Linked DNA regions of Homo sapiens: region 1 is linked to region 2. Evidence: chromatin loops called from intact Hi-C (ENCODE). Cell type or tissue: PC-9. All regions are shown on one strand. Each heading gives the region's core, and the rest is flanking DNA. Links, peaks and the distances in the headings are about the cores only.

The links. A loop is a pair of places that touch in the nucleus more often than their neighbours do. Peaks named below come from ENCODE experiments on the same cell type or tissue, not always from the same donor. Only the 100,000 strongest peaks of a DNase experiment are listed, where the experiment ranks them.
Region 1: it touches region 2 in a loop (8-fold over the local background); 5 of 110 quality-filtered maps call a loop at or near these places.

The regions. Positions count from the first base shown.
Region 1 is chr11:18,485,750-18,493,749 of GRCh38, reverse strand. The region is part of intron 7 of TSG101 (tumor susceptibility 101); the gene reads left to right. It also overlaps the pseudogene YWHABP2. Among named protein-coding and RNA genes, the nearest start is that of LDHAL6A, 34 kb to the right of the region's middle. RefSeq lists an enhancer at 7,393-7,442 and a silencer at 7,403-7,612. In PC-9, for the core only: no CTCF peak of the experiment used is centred there; DNase peaks (open chromatin) are centred at 299, 669, 2,509 and 3,259; H3K27ac peaks cover 3,495 bases.
Region 2 is chr11:18,310,180-18,320,742 of GRCh38, reverse strand. It overlaps HPS5 (HPS5 biogenesis of lysosomal organelles complex 2 subunit 2), which reads left to right. Exons shown (of 23, transcript NM_181507.2): 2 at 2,836-2,992; 3 at 8,719-8,829; 4 at 9,292-9,356; 5 at 9,810-10,002. The coding sequence starts at 2,885. Among named protein-coding and RNA genes, the nearest start is that of HPS5, 6.7 kb to the left of the region's middle. RefSeq lists an enhancer at 9,837-9,916. In PC-9, for the core only: no CTCF peak of the experiment used is centred there; DNase peaks (open chromatin) are centred at 6,582, 7,492 and 9,772; H3K4me3 peaks cover 1,422 bases; H3K27ac peaks cover 5,532 bases.

The DNA.
Region 1 (8,000 bases), core at 1-8,000, 180 kb before region 2:
CTTCAGAGATAGACCTGTTTTTTGTTTTTTATTATGAAAGAAAAATAATCCTCATATGTTCTCGGTCTAGTTTCTAAATAGATGGTCAGTAAGCTACTGTGTGGGATTACTTGGGCTCCATAGTTTGCTGTGTAGCACAGATGCCAGACCTAGGACCATTATGTGGGCCTGAGCAAGTAACATCCAGGAGTAAAAATGCTGGGCAGGTAGTTTACTTTTGCTGATTAAGGGTGAGGTCAGAAAAATTATCGTTGAGTTATAGTTTACTTTGGGCTTATGGATTCTTTCTCTAATATAAAATAGCTTCATTTGAGTTCCAGGAAGTAGTGATCGTTTGTAAATACTCTTAGGAGATAAATGAAACCGGGTGTCTTAAGTGTTTAAATAGTGGCTTTAAATCAGGTAGTGTATACTAGTGCACTGTGAATATACTTGCATAAATTATTCAATGAATTTTTGGGTCCATTGAGTGTAGAGTGTTGGTTTCCTAATACTAGAAAAATTATATCTTATTTCCTAAGGATTAAGTTTGGAGATCAGATCCTACCTGACATTTAAAGGAAGTTTTGCTTAAGATTGTTACTCAAAGTCTGTTAGCTCTTCAACTGCTAATCTGGAATTGTAGAAGGGCACTTTTGAAATCTGACTCTGCTTGAGTAAAAAGGTCAGTGTGTTGGGGACTTGGGGTATGGCAGTTTGCCAAAAACTCTTCTTATTCTTGTTATAGCAGGTATAGAGAATATTCAAATTTCTTCTAAGATGTTTGAGAAGAAAGTTTGGTTTGGTAAGTGTTCACAAAGTAGATGAGAATCTTCCACCAAATCTTTTTTCTTATTTGTTTGCATAAACATTATCTTAAAGTGGCATGGTTCATCGAATTTTGAACTTTGATGAGTTTTTCTTTTACTTCTTTGAAAAACTCTGGGTTTTTCTTTTTTTACTTTCTTATTTCAGATCTTAGTTATAATTCCTTTTTTTTTTTTTACAAAGTAGTTCGATTTTTTAAAGTTTAGATATACTTCACAGTGAAGTCTATGTGTGATAGAGATAAGACTAGGTCTAATCTTGGTGTTTGTAACTTCCTCAGGTGAACTGTGACCTTTATAGGCCAAGCGACTGCTGCCTCGGCTTGGTTCTTATTTTGAGGGTTAATGACTTTGGCTGGAAAGTCTTGGCAAGGACTTATTTGGTGGTATTATGGTAGCATTTGCCTGAACATATTCTATAAAGAGAAACAGAATGTAAATTCCAGGATTTAAATGTGTGTTTTTAAAAATAAGGATTTAAAAATTTAGCATCAGTATAATTTGACCCATTAGACCAGATATAATAGCTTTAACAAAGTATGTTGATGTGTTTATGTGTGAAAAATTCACTAACTATAAAAAGACTCTTAAGTTTTCATTAGTTCTGATAACTTCTGTGCCAATGAATGGAATACCACCACTGTTGCATGTGATTGAATGCTTAATTATAGACATATCATTTAGGTACGTAATCTATGGGAGAAGGATTTTCCTTCCTGTCTCACAAGAACCATCATAATATTTCATATAGATTATAAGACAGGTTCTTCTAGAAAGGTTTTAAAATTCCTTTTGCTAATGCAGCCTTACTATAAACTGGGGACTTAATGAAATCTTCAATAGTCATCATATCATGAATCATCCTTTGGATATGAAATTCTAAACCAAACTCTTGTAGAAATTGGCTCTTTTTCACTTTCTTTAAAGGACTTTTTAAGTACAGTATAAGAAATTAGAGATTTTTATTCGGTCTAAATTCTGTCCAGATGACTGAACAGCTAAGACTTTAATTCATATTAAGTCTGTGAAAGAGAGCTCACTCTCTGACGTATTTTAATCTGTATGTTCAGTGAGTGTGGAAAGATGTGTTGCCTTTTTATATGGCCTCATTTGAAGTAGACCGACTTATTCTACAAATTGCCATGAAGAGCAAGTTCTTGATTAGGTAAGAAAATACTCTTTAGTTAAGGACCTGTAAAGTTTGGAAGTTCACAAAACCACCTGCACTTCTGACACTCATTGCAAGTTCATGGTTTCCCAAGGCCACCCTAAAGTTCTATAATTATCTAGAAGGACTTTAAAAGCTCACTGAAAGCTATTATACTCACAGTTATGACTTATGGCAAAAGATACAGATTAAAATAGGCTGAGGAAAGACACGTGGGCAACCCAGAAAGTTTCAAGTGCAAAGCTTCTAGTTGTCTTCTCCCAGTGGAGTCATAGGCAGTGCTGACTTTTCCCAGTAACAGTATGTATCATTATGCATGGAGTATTACCCACCAAGGTAGCTCACCTGAGCCTTGGGTCTAGAGTTTTTATCAGGACTTGGTCATATAGACACCATTGACTGCCTGTGAGGCTGACCTTTAGTCTCCAGCTCCTCCAGAGGTTGAGCTGTTACCTATCACTGCATGGCCCAGACCCCCCCATAAATCACACTGTTAGACTGTCTGGTGTAGATAAAGAACACTCTAATTAGTCAGGAAGTTCTGAGGGCTTAGACATCACCTCCAGGAGCCAAGGGCAAAGGCGTGGCCTCTCTGGGTAAAGTTAATTCTTTACTACACAGAACCAAGCTGTAAGGCATTTTGCCTTATTTTGCTTGAACTTTAAAAATATCCGAATACAGGAGCTGCTGCTACCGTCGCTGCAGCCACGGCAGGCACCGCCACCGCTGCCAGAGGAGTGGGCTTGGGAAAGAAGTGGTCACCTCACTTGGAGCTTTGCTCAGAAGCATCCTCGTCCCCTGCAGCCCTCCCACGGGAACGACTGGATAAAAGTGAGCTGGTACAGAAAGCCAACTCACTGAGCAGGCTGAGCGCTATGATGATATGGCTGTAGTCACGAAGGCAGTCACAGAACGAGGCATGAATACTCCAACGAAGAGAGAAATCTGCTCTCTGTTGCCTACAAGAACATGGTTGGTGCCCGCTGCTTTCCTGGCATGTCTTCTCCAGCATTGAGCAGAAAACAGAGGAATGAGAAACAGCAGCAGATGGGGAGAGAGTAGCATGAGAAGATAGAGGCAGAACTGCAGGACATCTGCAATGACGTTCTGGAGCTGTTGGACAAATATCTTGTTCTCAATTCTATACAACCATTTTCTATTTGAAAATGAAAGGAGATTATTTTAGGTATTTTTCTGAAGTGGCATCTGGAGACAACAAACAAACCACTGTGTGGAATTCCCAGCAGGCTTACCAGGAAGCATTTGAAATTAGTAAGAAAGAAGAAATGCAGCCTACACATCCAGTTTGACTTGGTCTGGCACTTAATTTCTCAGTCTTTTACTATGAGATTCTAAACTCTACTGAAAAGGCCTGCAGCCTGGCAAAAACAGTATTTGATGAAGCAATTACTGAATTGGATACACTGAATGAAGAGTCTTATAAAGACAGCACTCTGATCATGCAATTACTTGGGACAGTGTTACTCTGTGGACATCGGAAAACCAGGAAGATGAAGGAGATGCTGGGGAGGGAGAGAAGTAATGTTTCTTGTGCTTTGTAATCTGTTCAATGTCACTCTGTACCCTCCACGTATATCCCTTGTGTGGTAAAAAATAATTGTATGTTGACTTTGGATTTTTCACAGCCTCAGCCTAGCAAAAATGGTTCATGGGATAAACAGCTGGTGTTTGTATTCTAAAACTCAGATTGGTCACATAAATGCCACGGCATTCTGAAGTTTTGATTTTGATTAACATTGACAGGATTACTGTGTGTTTAATTTTTTTTAATTCAACACTGTGATTATGGGGTTTTGTAATTTAGCAAAACTCTTACTTGTAGAAAAAATAGACCTGAATTATGTGTAACTTTTTGGAAAGTTTAATCTGATACCAGAATCATTGAAATACAATTCCATTGTAAAGTTGTACAGAAGGTTATAGAGATTATATTATGATGCTAGAACCTGGAGTGAGACACACATCATTTGGCATTTGAGTTTAATGGTAATTCATAGTAATGCTGCCTGTTGTTTGGCACTTAAAGACACTTGACCTGTTTGGGCTGTTGCCACTCAAAAGTTCATGACCACAGATGTCCACAGTGTCTTCCTCTGAAGAAACTCGAATCCTGAAATTTAAATTCTTTGTGGCAGATAACTGGCTTATGACACCTTGAAAAGTCCAAGTGCTCATATAACACACCTGACTAAATCCCCTTTTCTACTGCAGTGTGTTCACTTTGTTACCAATTTGCAACTTGTGCTTCAATAATGGAATCTATTTTCATTGTTAACACTGAGCTAAAGAAAAGCCATGTGTTTTATGAATGACCTTATCTGTTTCCTGGATAATACCTTTAAGAATAATCTTCTGAGTCAGGCATGGTGGTGTAGGCATATAGTCCCAACTACTTGGGAGGCCGAGGCAGGAGGATCGCCTGAGCGTAGGAGTTTAAGGCTGCAGTGCCCTGTGGTTGCACCTGTGAAATAACCGCACTCCAGCCTGGACAACGTAGGGAGACCTCATCTCCAAAAAAAAAAAAAAATAGAATGATGTTCTGTAGAGATTGCCTTTCACTTGAGGAGTACTGAATTTCCTGGCTTGGGGCTTTTAAATTTTGAAATCAAAACATTCTTTCCCACCATCCTTTTTTTTTTTTGAGATGGAGTCTTGCTGTGTTGTCAGGCTGGAGTGCAGTGGCATGATCTCGGCTCACTGCAACCTCCGCCTCCCGGGTTCCAGCGATTCTCCTGTCTCAGCCTCCCAAGTAGCTGGGACTACAGGCACGCACCACCACGCCCAGCTAATTTTTGTATTTTTAGTAGAGATGGGTTTTCACCATGTTGATCTCGATCTCTGGACCTCATGATCCACCCGCCTTGGCCTCCCAAAGTGCTGGAATTGCAGGTGTGAGCCACTGCGCCCGGCCCCCCATCATCCTTTTTGACTGTTGACTTTGGTTTTCCCTTCCCTCCTCTCTAAATTTCTGTCCTTCTGCTTCCTTCCTTTTTTTGCTTTTTGAATTCTATCTTTACCTGTCTTTTGTTCACTTTTTAATGCTGTATATGGGCAGGGGTGAGAGACATTAGTGAGCAACTTGGTGAGCAAGCCTGGCTTTAAAGACTTGAGAAGAACTTCTAGCACCAGAGCTCTGTCTTCCTCCAGTTCTCAACACGGTGTTGCTCTTTAGTCATACCAGGATCTGAATCAAAAAAGTATTTTTAAATATCCCTGACTTCTCCCTGTATTGAGGCTGGCCCTGATCATGCTTTTTAGTGCCCCTCACCAGGTCTCCCAAGTGCACTTATCCAGCTCAACTCTCAGATGTGTTTTAACGAGACCCTATATTCAGGGAAGTTGTGTGGACACTGCAGTGGAGAGAATTGATAATAGGCCTATCAGTCTCACAATATCACCCCTCTACCTTTAACATTCCATCTAGCTGTAGAGTCCATCTGTTTGTCCATCTGCTGAAATGAGAAAAGAAAACCTCATGCACTGATTTAAAACAAACCAAAAAAAGAAAAAAAACAAAAATCCCTCCTTTCTAACTGAACAAAAATGTGCAGTTAATAGTTGGCCCTTGAAAATGCAGTAGTGAATGTGGAGCTAAGCCTGTTTGTATATCTGGTAGCTCTTTTCTTGCTTTGTTTTTCCTTAACCAGTATTCTGCCTAATGTTTTCTTCTGTGATGGTTATATTGTCTAGCAAGCACACCTGTGGTTGTGAAAATAGTATAGCAAAAAAGAAAAATCCTGTTACTGATGTACTAGGTTTGTGTATGTCTTTTAAACAGTTCCAGTTTCACCTTACACAGAATAATCAGGAAAAGTGTAAAACTTCAAAAGTGAAATAAAAATTTTATCAGTTAAAAACAAAAAATACCCAAATACAAAAAAAAAAGATCTACCAAAAGCTTCCTGCCTAATACTGTAATTTGAAGATGAGATGGGCAACATGGAGCAATGGAAAAGGAGGATGTATGCTCACTGAAGCATGAGCTGGGCCACCACTCCTGTTACAAACCAGGAATTATAGCAGATTCCTATACTTTGAGGTTTTTTTGTTTCTTTTGTTTTTGTTTTTTGCAATAGCAAATAGGTGGGATGCCAGGCACAGTGGCTCATGCCTGTAATCCCAGCACTCCAGGAGGCTGAGGAAGGAGGATAGCTTGAGCCTGGAATTTGAGACCAGCCTGAGCAACATAGTGAGACTACCTCTCTACTAGAAAAAAAATTTTAATGGTTACAGAAACGATCTAATGTTTTTTCTTCCTTGTGTTAAGGTGTTTTAGTAAAGTTTTCTCAAATTATATTGCATTTTACATTTTTTCTAATCCTTTGAATTTGTTGTGAGAGACCAAAATTATAAATCAGTTTTCCCCTCCCTGCCAAAAATGGAAACCAAAGCAAGTCCAGGAGATTGAATTATGGTAATTATGGTAGTATTCTTTGTTAAAGAATTTGGATGTTCCCTTGGGAACAGAAATTTTTTTTTCTTTTTTTTTTTTATTATACTTTAAGTTTTAGGGTACATGTGCATAACATGCAGGTTAGTTACATATGTATACATGTGCCATGTTGTTGTGCTGCACCTACTAACTCGTCATTTAACATTAGGTATATCTCCTAATGCTATCCCTCCCCCCACCCCACAACAGGTCCCGATGTGTGATGTTCCCCTTCCTGTGTCCATGTGTTCTCATTGTTCAGTTCCCACCTATGAGTGAGAACATGCAGTGTTTGGTTTTTTTGTCCTTGTGATAGTTTGCTGAGAATGATGGTTTCCAGCTTCATCCATGTCCCTACAAAGGACATGAACTCATCATTTTTTATGGCTGCATAGTATTCCATGGTGTATATGTGCCACATTTTCTTAATCCAGTCTATCATTGTTGGACATTTGGGTTGGTTCCAAGTCTTTGCTATTGTGAACAGTGCTGCAATAAACATATGTGTGCATGTGTCTTTATAGCAGCATGATTTATAATCCTTTGGGTATATACCCAGTAATGGGATGGCTGGGTCAAATGGTATTTCTAGTTCTAGATCCCTGAGGAATCGCCACACTGACTTCCACAATGGTTGAACTAGTTTACAGTCCCACCAACAGTGTAAAAGTGTTCCTATTTCTCCACATCCTCTCCAGCACCTGTTGTTTCCTGACTTTTTAATGATCACCATTCTAACTGGTGTGAGATGGTATCTCATTGTGGTTTTGATTTGCATTTCTCTGATGGCCAGTGATGATGAGCATTTTTTCATGTGTCTTTTGGCTGCATAAGAAATTTTTAAAGAATTTAACTGCCGAAGGGGCTTAGCCCTGAATTATGGTGGCTGGTTGGGCAGAATTGTTTGAATGAAGTGAAGCAGTGATAGTGTTGATGATGCAGGATTTTCTTCTCAGTCACTCTGCAAGCCAGGGACCTCTGACGAGCGACACCCTGCCTGGGCCTCCCTCAGCCATGCTACCTGCTGCCAGAGACAGCCCTCCCATTCGGCCCACTTGGGCCGAGTCTGGCTTACCCGCTGGTTCCCGAGTTCTTGTCCTGTGCCCACAAAGAATGGGGATGCACTGACAATCAAGAGTGAGCAAGACAGGGAGTTTTATTGACTGATGAAAGAGCTTTCACTGGAGAGGGGATGCAGGGGTGGTTCCCCTACCCAAAGGTGGGAAAGTCCCCTCTAAGTGGCTGAGTCCTGCGGCTTCTTACAGGCTCAGAATAGGGGAAGGGCAGGCCATAGGTAGTATTGGAAAAGGCAACATTTGATTGGTTAAAAGGCATTATTGAGGAAGAATCAATGGGAAAGGGTGGGCAAACAGGAATAGAAGTTCTCACTCTAGGTCAGGGGTTTCATCCGGGACCAGCAGTCCAATCTTTCAGCCTTCAGGCTGTTTTTGGCTTGAAGGTGGCGTTTCACCGGGGACCCACCCCATCTGCCTCAGCATTTGGCTGCCTCCTGTTGCTGTTAATGAAATCCATAATTTTAAATATTTTACTCTATTAATGACTTTTCAGCACT
Region 2 (10,563 bases), core at 2,564-10,563:
GCTCAGTTCTAGGCACCTCATTTTTAGGCAAACTACAGTGCCTCTGTAGAAGGTTGACTGGAACAGAGGGTTGGAAAATGTCATGTCAGGAGTGATGAAGAAACTGGGAATGTTAAATTTTTAGAAGACCTGATAATGCTTTTCAAATACAGAAGGATTGTTTTGGAAAGAGACAGCTTGTTCCCTTCAGCTGTAGAAGCTACATACAATTAGGAATAATGGTAGAGCTCTAAGTGATCAGGCTTCAGCATAGTATTAAAAAGAACCTTATAATAGTGAGCCCTTTGGAGGACTGGAATTGGCAGCTTCATGAGAGTGAGTGCTTTCTTTCCATGGCTGAAAATGTTCAGGGATCTAGGGCAAAACTAATTTCTGAATTAGGTGGACATGTTCACTGAATTACCTATGAATCTTTTTCCATCTTGAGAATTCTAGGAAGTAGGGCTCATGTGCGATCTTGAAAGCTGGGTATGTTTGGATAAGAAAATCTGGAAGGGAAGCAGTCATTTCAGGGAGAGTAAACATAAAGTATAAAGTTGAAGTTGGTTTAACACTGTCATTCAGCAGCTTCTCTGAGAATTGGCATTGCTTATGCTGTTTTTATTTTCCATTCTCATTTCTGTTAAATTCTTTTTTTCTTTTCAGTAGAACTTACTAGGTGTGTCCCCCTGCACACCCCCGCATTATATTATAACTTCCAGGACATTCTCTTTTTACCGAGATTAAGGCAAAATGACCTACTCAGAGTTTCTTTGTTTCAAGATCACAAGTAGAAGAGACACTATGATATTATCATTCCTTTCCATCTCTTGGATCCTGTACCATGGTTTTATCTTTTTCTTGAATCTTCAGTCCCTTTCGTTCTAGACTCTACTTTTAGCTACTACCTACAAATCTGTTGAAGAGTCTCCCCAATAATAACGTCAAGAGAGGTTTTCTCCTTTTCCACCAGACTTCTTGAGTAATTGAAATGTTTTATCCTCATTTTCATATCACCCACCCGTTTTCTCAAGTCTTTGTTTTCTAGCATCTAACCACCCACAGCACTTTACAGAAATTGTGTGACCTCCCAACACACAATTCTTCAATTCCTTTCTGTTGCCTGCCAAGTTAAGTTCAGGTTCTTTGGTTTGAAATTCAAAGTGTTTTGTAACTTGGGCCCAAATTAAGATTCCAGCTTTATCTTTCATTATTCCGTTGCTTGTATCCTGTTTCAACCAAAGACTAAATTTGTATTCTTCTAGTATATTCTGCATTTTTTTCTTCTCTATATATTTGCTTATTGCTACCCTACCTGCTACCCTTTCCCTTTTCCTTGAGATAAAAGCCTAGTCAGCATCAGTACTACTTTCCTTAGAGCGTTTTCTTCAGTTCCCTTTAATTCAATGTGATCCCTCTGTCCTGTAAAGTTCTAACAAAGCAGTTTGCTTATGTTTCCCTTATAAGATGTGTGTGTGTGTGTGTGTGTGTGTGTGTGTGTGTGTGTGGTATTTGTCTTTTCCTCCGTATTATAAACTGACTGACTTCTGGAATTATTTTACTTGTCTTATTTTTACCACTGTGCCTGGTACTTTACTAGGTACTCAATGAAATGAATGAGTGAAAACAATGAGGGAAGATTTTCTTAGGTCAATAATTCTCAAATATTTTGAGTACAGGCATGTGAAAGTTTCTTTCTGGGTTTTTTCTTTTTTTTTTTCCTGAACATTCTCCTTGCAGAGGTCAAGGTGTATTAGGAACAGTGTTACTAGCAGAAAATAAGATTGTGTTATGTGTGTGCAATAAAAAATATAGTCTTCGTTTTGCCACTAGAAAGTATGCTCTATGAGGGTTAGAACTTTATCATCTCCAGGACCTAGAATAATGTCTGGCACGTAGGTGGGTGCTCAGTACAAATTTGTTGAATAAATGAGTGATGGAATATATATGTTTCTGGAAAAAAAGTCAAAAACGTAAAGCATGAACAAACAACAAGAATGTATAAACAGTTCATGACTTTTTCTGTTGTATTCATTGGCTTTCTAAATTTGGCAGGTAACAAGTGATTGAGAAAAGTTATAATTAATGAGTAGAATTTTCTTTTCTTTTTTTCTGGAGATTGGTGCAAGTTGACAAAAAAGTGCATTTGAGAGTAGGTGAACACATAAAAACTTTCGTGTTACTTTACAAAGTCCTCACTGGTTATTTGGCATTTGTTACCTTGTATTCTTATCCGTATTCTGTCCTATCTAGTCTCTTTTGTTGAAGCGCTTATTTTTCTTTGTGCTCTAATTCCCTGTACCTTCTCACTTAGTAGATCTGTTCATTCATTCACCATACTTACTAAGCCCCTGCTCGGTTGAAGAGAGAAGTCTAGTGGCCTATTCCTATAAACCACTGTTAAATTGTTAGCTGATAACTGTAGGGTTTGCTGATAACAGTTAATAAGTTGAGGCCTTTACAGAAGATTGCGTTTTAATGAGAGACTCCTAAAGACAGAAGATTTAGTATTCATAGAAATGCAGCAGCAAGGTTGCTGTTTTAACTCAGGGTGATATGCCAATTTTCCTAAATCCTACTCTACCTATTCTGTTTACTCACACTGTTAGATAATACAGGGGGATAGGCTTATGGAGGGCCCTGAGAATCCGTACCTGCTACTCTGGGAGTTTTAGAGTCAGGGAATGACACAATGTAAACACACTGTGGCATACGATGTTACCTTATGTGTTTTCTTTCTAAGTCCCTGTATAGTGGGGACTTTCTCATGTTTCTCTATGTTCCCCACATATTTGTTAAATGCATGTTAAATGAATGGTGGGCTTCTTAAATTATATTTTTGTGGATTTTATTCAGGTGAGGAATACTGTATCTATCATTCAACAAGTTTCAGCTTTCTGGCTAAATGGCTTTTGTGCCAGTGATACCAGAGTCCTACAGCCATGTTCTTGCAGAGTTTGAATCTCTGGATCCATTACTCTCAGCCCTGCGGCTGGACTCCAGTCGTCTAAAGGTGAATTTCTTGATCCTTGTATCAGTTTCATTTTCACGTGCTCTCTGTTACTGTGCCCCTACCCTCCAGTTCCTTAACGTTTTGTGGAATCTTGGGTGTTCTTACCTGTCCTAGTCATACTTTTGTGGGGGAAAAAAAAGAAGAAAATAAACTTTTTATCTGAGGAGTGTGAGCCCCTTTAAATTATCAGGCCCAGGCTGGGCGTGGTGGCTCACACCTGTAATTCCAGCACTTTGGGAGGCTGAGGTGGGTGGATCACTTGAGGCAAGGAGTTCAAGACCAGCCTGGCCAACATGGTGAAACTTTGTCTCTACTAAAAATACAAAAATTAGCCGGGCAAGGTGGCACGCGCCTGTAATCCCAGGTACTCGGGAGGCTGAGGCACGAGAATCACTTGAACCCGGGAGGTGGAGGTTGCAGTGAGTCGAGGTCATGCCACTGCACTGTAGCCTGGGCAACAGAGTAAGACTCTCTCAAAAAAAAAAAAAAAAAATTTATCAGGCCCGGAGAAGCATTGGAATGAAACAGTAGTCTCTTATCACTCTTTTTTTTTTTTTGAGACGGAGTCTCGCTCTGTTGCCCAGGCTGGAGTACAGTGGTGTGATCTCAGCTCACTGCATGCTCCGCCTCCCGGGTTCACACCGTTTTCCTGCCTCAGCCTCCCAAGTAGCTGGGACCACATGTGCCCGCCACCACGTCTGGCTAATTTTTTGTATTTTTAGTAGAGACGGGGTTTCACCATGTTAGCCAGGATGGTCTCGATCTCCTGACCTCGTGATCTGCCCGCCTCGGCCTCCCAAAGTGCTGGGATTACAGGTTTTATCACTTTTGTTTGAGCTAATTAATTACCTCTTGAAGCTACTTGCTATGTGGGCACTAGACTAACTGACACCAAGTAGTGATAAAATGCAGTACACTTCATAGTTCAAAAGTGTATAGCCAATCACTAATCAATGTTATTGCTGTAAGCCAATGAGAATTCCTGACAAACAGCCTCTTCTGAAAACTTGAGTTTCTTGTTTTCCAGAGCATTCCCCAAGGCAACTTGGAAGTTTGTCCTAGGCTGCATCCTCAACCTTGGCCCAAATAAAGTCAATGTTAATTTGGCCTCAACTTCTTCCTTTTAGGTTGACACTTTACATAGAGGTATAATTTTCATAGCTCTTTCTTGATTTATTTTTTGAGCTATCTTTTGAATTCTAATTTACCATCCCTGGAAACCATGATACTGACTTGCTTCATTTTTCCCCGTTAGTGTTCTTGCTGTCTTCTCTCAGAAAGTAATATATTTGATTGAAAATAAAATGGTATAAATGAGTATATCTCACAAAGACCAAGAGAAAACTGTCTCTTCATCTTCTGAAGGTTTGCTAAAAATCAGCTACTAAAAATAAGATTAATAGGAGAAAAGGCATATAAAATCTTATTTTCTTTTCTTTCTTTTTTTTTTCTTCTTTTGAAACAGGTTGTCTCTGTTGCTCAGGCCTAAGTGCAATGGGGAGATCCTAGCTCACTGTAACCTCAAACTCCTGGGTTCAAGTAATTCTCTTGCCTCATCCTCCTGAGCAGCTGGGACTAAACATACTCGATACCATGCCAGGCTAATTTTTAAAGTTTTTGTAGAGATGGGGTCTTGCTATGTTGCCCAGGCTGGAGTACAGTGGTGAGACCATAGCTCATGATAACATCGAACTCCTGGCCTCAAGCAATCATGTGCCTTGGCCTTTGGCTTCCCTAAAGCACTGGGATAACAGGAGGGAGCCACCATGCCTGGCTGTGTGTACCCTCTTTCATAGGGAAGTGGGGATATGGAGAATGTAGATGATTGTTTTGAGTGGCAATAAATCATTATGGAGAATGAATAGACCTAGCAAGTGGGAGGCAGACATGGGAAGGTGAGGGATGGAGCTGCATAGGAACAATCTGACTTATGCAGGTAAAATCCCCCAGATAAACTCTTGGAGCTACCTTCAGAAGAATAAATGAAAAGTCTATCTGGGCATGATGATGACTCCCGGTCTGTTGATTTTTCCTGGTTATTTGATGAGATCCTTAGGGAAAGGGTTTAGGACAATTGCATTTCTTTTGGAAGGAAGCTTTCTTTTTCTTTCTTTCTTTCTTTCTATTTTTTTTTTTTTAAGATAGAGTTTCACTCCCTTGCCTAGGCTGGAGTGCAGTGGCACGATCTTGGCTTACTGCAACCTCCACTTCCTGGGTTCAAGTGAGTCTTGTGCCTCAGCCTCCAGAGTAGCTGGGATTACAGGCACCTGCCACCACGCCCGGCTAATTTTTGTGTTTTTCGTAGAGACAGAGTTTCACCATGTTGGCCAGGCTCGTCCCAAACTCCTAGCCTCAGACAATCCTCTTGCCTCCTCCCAAAGTGCTGGGATTACAGGCATGAGCCATTGAGCCTGGCCCACTTTGGAAAGAAGCTTTCTTGGTCAGATAAGGAAATTCCTCTGGAGAGAGTCCCACTCTGTGCTTGGTGGAGAGGTGGAAACGAGACAAGGTTAAAGGGACTTTGGTTTTGAGGCAGCTTCTAAGAACTGTCAGCATGTCAAAGCTCCCTATTTTGGGGTATTGGTTGCTGAGCCCCAATAACCCCTTTACATTTTGAATAACATGTAGTTATACTAAGGTCATTCCAAAACAGGGAGTCTGGTGTAACCCTCGTTTTAGGGAGAAAAGCAAAAGTTAGTTAGCTCTGGGCAGAATGTCGACCTAAGAGGAAGAAGCTAAGAGGAAGAAGCTGCCCTGGCTTGGTGGCTCATGCCTGTAATCCCAGCAATTTAGGAGGCAGAAGTGGGAGGATTGGTTGAGCTCAGGAGTTTGAGACCGCTTGGGAAATATGGCAAAACCCCATCTTTACAAAAAATACAAAAATCAGCTGGACGTGGTGGTGGGTATCTGTGGTCCCAGCTACTCAGAAGGCTGAGTTGGGAGCATTGCTTGAGCCAGGGAGGTTGAGGCTACAGTGAGCTGTGATAGCTCCACTGCATTCCAGCCTGGGTGACACAGCAAGACCCTATCTCAAAAGGAATAAAAAAACCCAGAAAACAAAACAGACAAAGGCGAAAATAATATAAGCAGACAGTTTATTAGGGCCAAGCTTGAGGATTACAACCTGGGAACATAGATAAAAGTTGCTTTAAATATACACTTTGATTAGCAGCAGTTACAAGTGGATTATTTATTTATTTATTTATTTATTTATTTATTTTTGAGATGTAGTCTTGCTCTGTTGCCCAGGATGGAGTACAGTGGCACCATCTCAGCTCTCTGCAAACTCTGCCTCCCGGGTTCAAGTGATTCTCATGCCTCAGCCACCAGAGAGGCTAGGATTACAGGTGTGTACCATCATGCCTGGCTAATTTTTGAATTTTTAGTGGAGACGGGGTTTTGCCATGTTGGCCAGGCTTGTCTTGAACACCTGGCCTCAAGTAATCCGCCCGCCTCGGCCTCCCAAAGTGCTGGGTGGATTATTTTTTGAGACGGCTGGTCGGGGGAGGGGGGATGCGGTCTTACTATGTTGCCCAAGCTGGAGTGCAGTGGCTATTCACAGGCATCATAGCTGAGTCATAGCACACTGCAGTGCACTGTAGCCTTGAACTGGCGTCAGGCAGTCTTCTTGCCTCAGCCTCTCAAGTAGCTGGGACTACAGGCATGTACCACACCACATGGCCTGCCTAATTTTTATATATTTTTTAGAGATAGGGTTTCATTATGTTGCTGTAGCTGGTCTCAAACTCCTGGGCTCAGTGAGTCCTTCTGCCTTGGCCTCCCAAAGTGCTGGAATTACAGGCATGAGCCACCGCACCCGGCCTTTTTTTTTTTTTTTGAGACGGAGTCTAGCTCTGTCACCAGGCTGGAGTTCAGTGGCGCAATCTTGGCTCACTGCAACCTCCACTTCCTGGGTTCAAGTGATTCTACTGCCTCAGCCTCCCAAGTAGCTGGGATTACAGGCACGCACTGCCACACCCAGCTAATTTTTGTATTTTTAGTAGAGACGGGGTTTCACTTTATTGGCCAGGATGGTCTCGATCTCCTAACCTCGTGATCCGCCCACCTTGGCCTCCCAAAGTGTTGGGATTACAGGCGTGAGCCACTGCGCCTGGCCTGGATTTCTTAAAAATAAAAATGTTTAAATTAGGGCTGGAGTCTTATTCTGTTGCCCAGGCTGGTCTCGACATCCTGACCTCCCAAAATGTTGGGATTATAGGCATGAGCCACCTTGTCCAGCCCAAGTGGATTTTTAAAGGAAAAGAAGAGGCAGATTCTGAGTTGTTTAGCAAAAACTCATATTAAAATAACAAAAACTATTGATTGGCTATACATTGTTCTTTGTATCACAGATTTCAGTGACATGAAGGTAACAGGTGAGACAGCTAGTCAGTGACAAAATTACTTTAAACAATTGCCCCCAGGCGTGGGTGCAGAGAGTGGGTGCATGACTGATATCTCATATTCATTTCTGTCTGGGCCTGCATACTTCACATAGCTCAGACTGCCCTGAGCTATTTTTTTTTTTCCCTCAATAAGTATGTGTTTTGATTGTCCTTGGAATTCAAAGAACTATGTACTTCCTTCAATCTCTGAGTTATTTTGATTAAACTCAGGAATGATGTGGTAAAAAACAAAGTTTCATAACCAGTACCAAAGTAATTTCATTTTTATACTTTTGCTACTGCCCTAAAGGAGATACTAGCATCTGAGGAAAGGGAAAATAGGAAGTGATAGACAGTAATATGAGTAACAATTTTGAGGCTTGATATCAGTTAGACATTTTTTCAGCTGCAAATTACAGTATGGTGTAACATATTAATAGGAGCTTACGTGGTAAAGATGTTTATAATCTCATAGGAGGTTAGTGTTCTGGGTTTAGTGTAGTGGCCCAATGATATAACTGGCTCCCATTTTTCCTGTTCTACCATTGCACATATGTTAGCTTTTAGCTGCTTTTGCAATATGTGTCCTGTCTCCAGTCTTACTGTTCTCATTAACATCTCAAGAAAGTGGGGGCAAAGGGCAAAGGCTTTCTACAGGCTCTGCCTTTCATCTTTCATCAAGGCCTCAGCAGCCTTGGTCTTATTAGCTAGAATTGAGTTACATGACAACCCTTGGCAACTAGGGAACTGGGAAGGTGAATATTTAGGTTTTCCAACTTCTATGGTGAAAAGCAACAAAATTGAAGAAGATTGGGAATGTCTCTTAGTCAATCAACTAATAACTTTTACCACGGGGTATTGGGCACGGCATGACCACTGCATTCTCTGATGGAGTCTCACCTACCCTAAGACTTGTGGATGTTTTGTGGTGTTTGTACAGATTAGAAATGATTTAAATGAACGAATATTTAACCTGGTTGCTTTATCTTCTGGTAACTTCCTTGGTCTTCCATTGTTGTAGTCAGCATTGGAATGACCTAGCCAAATTACACAAAATATGAAGTCTTAACAGCCAGCGTTTGCCAAGGGAAAATTACTCATACAATGGAGCCTATTCAGCCTTTGTGAGATTCATTTAGAAGTTTAAAAACAAAATGTTCTTTCTTCAGTATTTTTTACTATTCTAGAACTAGAGAATAAGTGTCATATTGTGTCCATATGGGCAGAGGGTAAAGTGAGGGAAGGAGCCTGATGCATAAATCCTCAGTATTTATTTTCAGTGGATAGTCTATTTGGTTAAGTAGCTGTGATTATCTCACACTTCTCTTCACATGTTTTTAGTGCACGAGCATAGCTGTGTCTCGGAAATGGTTGGCTTTGGGCAGTTCAGGAGGAGGACTCCATCTCATTCAGAAAGAAGGCTGGAAGCACAGGCTTTTTCTTTCACACAGGGTAAGATTAAGGGCAGCTCTGTCATACACCATTTGGAGTCTCTTTCATAAATGCAAATTTCTCCAATATAAATAATCATTTGGAATAAAAGAATGTAGAACTTGGCTTGGTGCGGTGTCTCACGCCTGTAATCCCAGCATTTTGGGAGGCCAAGGCGGATGGATTACCTGAGGTCAGGAGTTGGAGACCAGCCTGGCCAACATGGTGAAACCCCGTCTCCACTAAAAACACAAAAATTAGCTGGGCGTGGTGGTGAGTGCCTGTAATCCCAGCTACTTGGGAGGCGGAGGCAGGAGAATCGCTTGAACCCAGGAAGTGGAGGTTGCAGTGAGCCGAGATCGCACCATTGCTCCCCAGCCTGGGCAACAGAGCGAGACTCAGTCTCAAAAAAAAAAAAAAAAATAATAATAATAATAATGTAAAACTTGAGATTTAAAAAATGTATTTTCTTTTGTGCTCTAGGAAGGTGCAATTTCTCAAGTCGCCTGTTGTTTACATGATGATGATTATGTTGCTGTAGCTACCAGGTAAGAATCTGTTCCAAAACTATCTGTCCTTTTTCAAATGCATTTTAAATTGACACATGTGTTTGTTAGGGTGACCAACCATCCTGGTTTGCCTAGGATTGTCCCGGTTTTAACAGTGAAACTCCTGTGTCTCAGGAAATCTCTCAGTACCCAGCAAACCAGAATGGACAGCTGGTCATCCTAGTATTTGTAGAAAATGCTAATTTAAGGTTACAACATTTCAAAGGCCTTAAAAGATAAAGGGAACAGAGATAATTTAGATCATTTAACTTCTCCTATTAAACTGGTTTGGTGACTAAAACAAGGAAATTAATACCTTGACTTTTTATAATACTTCCTCTTTTCTGAAGAACAAGAGTTGCATATGTATTTGATATAGTTGATACTGTGATGCAACAAAATTGTACCTTGTTCACTGTTGCCACGTTTGCCTCTGTGACTCAATTCTTGCAGTCAAGGTCTTGTGGTTGTTTGGGAATTAAATCAAGAGCGTCGTGGGAAACCGGAACAAATGTATGTGTCTTCAGAACACAAAGGCCGAAGAGTCACAGCTCTCTGCTGGGATACAGCTATTCTTAGAGTTTTTGTAGGTGATCATGCTGGGAAGGTTTCTGCTATCAAACTCAATACTTCTAAACAAGCAAAGGTGAGAAGCAGTCCCATTCTTTGTGTATGTAGTGAGATACAAGGTGTTGTCTTATAAAACTTCCAATTAAAGGATGTGATTTTATCTACTGTATTTCTTGGGAGACTAATCCGGAGTCCAAACCTGGAGATTTTGAGGAGACCTGTTTTTATATAGTACACACGGTGGCCTGTTAGCTCAATACCGTTACAGAATGGCTTTTGTGAACTAACTTCAGTACTTTGCACATTATCTATTGCAGTCCTTCCTGATTCACCTGCATGGCTCATTTAAAGCATTCTTTAGTATAAGGCTATTAAGAAAGAAAAGATATCTATTTATTATTGGTGTGAATAAAGTGACAAACATAGAAATGACACCAATTGCCCAGGCTTCTGGTCTTCTCTGCTTCTTGTGTAGAAGAAACTCATAGGTCTAGGAATATTTTTTATCAGGATGGATATAACTTATTTTGAATGGAATCTTGAAGACACCTTCTGGCTTTGCTCTGCTCTGCAGGTCCTCAGGCTTCTTGCTGCAGTTATGGCTAAGTAGAAGGGTTGAGACTCAGGTTACCCTAAC